Regions from separate parts of the Mus musculus genome. Here region 2 is linked to region 1. A link is a loop called in an ENCODE intact Hi-C map of the cell type or tissue named here. Cell type or tissue: left cerebral cortex. All regions are shown on one strand.

Evidence for each region. Peaks named below come from ENCODE experiments on the same cell type or tissue, not always from the same donor. Only the 100,000 strongest peaks of a DNase experiment are listed, where the experiment ranks them.
Region 2: it touches region 1 in a loop (4-fold over the local background); 2 of 42 quality-filtered maps call a loop at or near these places.

What each region holds. Positions count from the first base shown.
Region 1 is chr15:42,375,000-42,377,499 of GRCm38, forward strand. No RefSeq gene overlaps it. Among named protein-coding and RNA genes, the nearest start is that of Gm41313, 290 kb to the right of the region's middle. In left cerebral cortex, no CTCF peak of the experiment used is centred here; DNase peaks (open chromatin) are centred at 1,448 and 1,891; H3K27ac peaks cover 322 bases.
Region 2 is chr15:42,813,979-42,816,478 of GRCm38, forward strand. No RefSeq gene overlaps it. Among named protein-coding and RNA genes, the nearest start is that of Gm41314, 110 kb to the left of the region's middle. In left cerebral cortex, no CTCF peak of the experiment used is centred here; DNase peaks (open chromatin) are centred at 1,261 and 1,637.

The DNA of each region.
Region 1 (2,500 bases):
CCTGTAGCACGCTGTTACACCTGTCTCCTTCCCTCACAAACACACAGACACACACACATACTTCATGTTGTGTCATGTGACAAGAAACCATGTCTCTTCCTCCCTCACATTCTCTCACCATTTTGAGGCCATCCACTGTGGATCTTCTCCAAGTGAACAAATCAATAGAATTTCAGCCTCTAAAACTACTAGCAAAATGAACTTCTTTGCCTGGTGATTTCTCAGGCTTGGGTATTTTGTTACAGTAGCAGAAAACTGTTAATATAAAATAGTTACAGTGGATCTTTCTAACTTTATCATGTTCTTTGTGAAGATAAGGATACATTTTTCCCTTTTGATTTGGGCATTTTTATTTGCTGTTCTTATCCAGTTGCCTGATCTAGAAACCTGAGTAGAATTTTTAATAAAATGACAACAATGGAATACTTATTTTAATTCCCAATCTTAGAGGAAGCAATTACTCTGTGGTTATCGAATGCAGCCTCTCCTGAAAGTTCCAGGTGGACTTTTCCAGAGAGGAGGCACAGCCCTTTAGTGCTTCCCAATGACTCTGCTGGAGAAGAAAGCTCAGACGCTTACCCACAGCTTTCTCTGGACCTCATCCTTTGCTTTTGCTTTTTGTGGGTTTGTTTTATATCCCTTTTCCATAACAAAGTCTAAGTCAGAGTCTACATTGTGTCTTTTGAGTCATCTTAGAGAATTGTGGAATGGTATCTCCAGAGCTCCTGGTACTCTGGAATTCACCAATCAGCTTCCATCTATGGGCCTAAAAGTTCAACAATGCCCCTGCCTCCTGAAGTAGAGTCTCTTATGCTGAGAAAGAAGAGTAGAGAGAAGACTGTAAGAGAGATATCATAGGCTTTCTCTTTTCATGTTGAGATTTCATACTCATTGTCTTCAACAAGTATAATACTTTTCCACACTTTTAGAGACTTTAAGAGCTTTCGGCTATATGCAATTGTCATTTCCACCATCTGGCTAGTGAGTGACTCCTCTGAGCTCAGTCTTCCTCTCTGGTGTTGTGCCATTAGTATACCCCAAATTATTTGACAACTTTATTTTCTAATAGTCTAAAACAAGCTACTCTCAGCATGATTTCCAGATCCTAGTGCAATTGGCTTTCTAGAGCATCACTATTTTCATGCTGCTTCTCTCAAACTTCTGCTCATCACCTGGAACCTCGCAGCTCATACCTGCTTCTTTCAAAGACTTCTGTTGGACACTGTGTTCATTCTCTGTTCACCAGTGTCTTCATCTTACAATGTGTGCTAAGATTTAACTCTGCCAATGACTTTCTCTTATTTTAAGTGTAAGCAAATTTAATAGATTCAACTCTTCTGTATAGTTAGAAAATTTCTCTGCAGAATAGGCAGTCCAGAAATATTTCTTTTTCCATGACAACTGGCTGAGAATAAGTCATTGTGGGAGAGAGTGCCAAAAGTAACAACTTTGTCATTTGGTTGAAACTTTATCACATATGTGTGGCATATGTTTTTCCTAGTAAAAATGTTAGTCGAGATTGTCACTGTTTTCCTATTGGTAAGTTGGGGCTTTTAGCTTTAAGATTCCAACCCCCCATCATATAGATATGAAATTGCTGTTTCAGATCTTGTGAGTTCAAGGTCTACTTTCAGTTCAGAACTAAGCTTCCTATACTGAAAGGAGCACTGAAAATCTGGAGCCTTTGACTACTTAAAGGTCTGCATACTTTCCCTTAAAATGTAGCAAGAGCAATTAAAATCAGAATAAAATAGATAAAGAAAACCCTCTCTGAAATTTTTGCTTAGATGTCGAAATTTAAACTTGAGGCCTTGGTCATGAATTTTGGTTATACAATAGATAGGAACAAAGTAAGTCTATTCGTCACAAACGCTCTCTGTGCTAGCCTAACCCTATGGCCATCTCACTACAGTAACTATGTTGTTTTGACAAATAACTCATTCTGCTGAAGATGAAAGATAACCAACTGACTGCGTGTGGAGCAAAGAGGGAAGCTTTTGTTGTATGTGGAAGCAAGCCTAAATTTGGTTGAGTGGTTAGTAAAAAGAAAAAAAAAAAGATTTAGAAAGGAATTAACCTGTGGGTGTAATTTTAGGAGTGCTATTGAGTTCGTTTCTTTTGGTCATTAGTCACCTATGTTAGTCATTCACCAAGTCCTCCTTTACCACCCCACCCCAACCCCAGTCCTATTTGATTCTCAGTAGATTTGTTTCACAGTCTTCTTTATCTTGTACCTGAGTTCTCCATATTGTTAGAGTTAACAAAAGGTAACTTGTGGGTGCTGGTTAAGATGGAGATTTAAAAAAACTCCTATCAAGGGTATAGAGAGAACAAAACAAATTATACTGTGTTGGACTCTATACACAATGTGTGCATAAAATATTTTATAGTGAAATCTTGGACCTTATTTTGCCAATTATGAAACAAAGTACGTATTATACTGAATACTTTAAAAACTGAAAATTTCTAACAAAATGATTAACATTCTGTATGTTCTATT
Region 2 (2,500 bases), 440 kb after region 1:
GTTAATGAAAATTCGTCACCACTGCCTTCTGAATTTCTATTCTGACCTTCTAAAGCATTCCCATTTTCATATATCATCATATTTTATACTATACTGTATTTGACAACTCATATTGTCTTTTATTCTATGCAATCTTTGGAAATTTTTCTTGAAACATCTTTGTCAATTTTACAAAAATACTAATGTCCATAGCACTTTGCTGGTGGGAGGTGTCCAGTGAGACCACTAATACTCAGCTTTTGATCATCCTTAGCTTCATTCATTTACATACTGGCACACTTCCCTGACTACATTTGTTGAGAATATGTTTCCACCTGAACTCATAAGACTAAAAGGCTACATTCTCCTAAAACCAGTAGTTAAACGTCCTTTACTCAATTGAGACTCTCAGTAACATCTTCCCTTGCTTTCCATGAGTAACCAACCCATTCTTGAAGTGGTTTCTCTGGCCAAAGAGAAAAACCTGCTCTGGGTAGGTAGGCTTTAGTCTATGCTCATCCCTGGACCAGAGGTGAATTAACACTAAGAGATCTGAACAGGGAACAAGCAGGAGTTTTTCAGAAGTTCTGAGTACTAAGAGAGAAGTGATTGAGACCTGACAAATATTGAGGTTTTTTGCAGTAAATAAATGACACAGTGACTGATTAAAATTTAAGTCCTTATAGTTCCATCTATAGGCAAATGCTATAAATACCATTCATTTGTTTAGCAAATATTTTCACGAATATTTTGGGCTTCTATTACTCTTTGTAGTGAGTTAACACCAACTTTTGGAGTTGACGCTCACAGAGGAATTTTTGAAATCTGTATAATAAATGGGAACTTTTCCAACAGTATGTCACAGCTTCCAAGGAAGATTCTTGACTGGACAAACTTTTATTTCAATGTACTTATTTGAAAATGGATTTCAAATTTGAGTGAATTACACTGACCAGTTGTAGTCACTGGAAGTGGTTTAGGAAGAATGGCTATGTCTGAATAATTAAGGCAAGAAACATCATTTTAACTCTAATTATAGTAGGAAAGCATTAATGAAACTTAAATATATACAATATTTTATTATTCATACTTCCATGAAGGGTTCAACTTATAGGACAGAAATGATGGACAGAGACTCTATATGGTCAGTACAAATATTCCAGCTACTTCTTAACATCTAAAAATGCTTAGACACACTCACTCCCCTGCCCCTCGCTCTGGGAATTTCAGTACAACTTGGCTGCTCAGAGAAAAATCTTTCTCTCCTAACACCTTTTTTGTGATGAGAGAAAGCTGCCAAGAAAACTTCTACCAGATGGAACTGGGTCTGAAAAATGTTTCTCTCGAGTCAGGTGTTATAATTATTTTTGACAATGCTTTTGCTGGATGACTCTTTAATCCTACTGAATTTTATAGAGGAATAAATCAAACACCTGCTGCACTATATATTATTTTTGTGGTATTCTTAATCTTTCTAATTCATGCTTTAGGACATAGAGACATTTCAGTTATGGGCATATGTACAGCCCTTGATTCCTTCTTATACGATTAAAACAGACATGCTTCTAGAGTAAAACACAGTAGTTACAATTTACAATGTTATTCAGTACCAAACCAGTCTCAGAACCTACAACTGAAGACAATATTATAAGCAGAAAAAAGCATGGAATCACGGATTTAGATGCTTTGAGCAGATGCCCCAGGTCTTTGCCTTGATACTTTGCAATTTGTAGGATTTCTTAACTTAGAAGGTAGTAACTATTTAGATCTTAGAGTTATTGTTTATCTCAAAAAGAAACATGAGTAATGTATGTGAGCTTTGTAACTACACAGTCACCTAGGCTCTGCATTGATGCTTTCTAGAAAAATGTCCTTAAAAATACTTGCAATCTAATACACTATGGTGAAGTCATCACAGATCTGTGATATCTACCACACCCTCTGTCTGACAAAGTGCAGCACAGTGATAATGATCACTGATATTGATAAATTATATGCAAAGAACTCTGCACAATTTTCCATTCCAAAATGCAACCATCCTATGAGGTAACTGATATCACAATTGCTATTTTATAATTAAAAATTAAGGTTAATAAATTTTAACTAACTTCCCCAAGCATATGTTGGAGGATGTTTTGTGCACAGTATATTCAAATCCTGACTTCTGTACCCAGAGATTTGGTTGCAATCAGGACATTCATATTGTGAGTATGATGTGTTTCTTTTCTCAATATTTTGTAAAATGTTGTTCTCCTTCTGATTGGATAAAGAACTAAACAACTCATAGCTAGGCAGGAGAGGAAAAGGCAGGATTCCTGGGCTCAGAGAGGAAGATTCTCAAGTGGGGACCAGTGAAGCTGATATAGGGACATGGATGAAGAAAGATGTGCCAGAGTGAGACTAAAATGACAGGTAAGGGACCACATGGTTTGGAAATAGTTCAGGCCAGCCTTGTCAGGTTAGAATAGCTGAATATCAGCTCAGCTATAGTGCCTGAAGCTTTTAATGAATATAAAAGTTT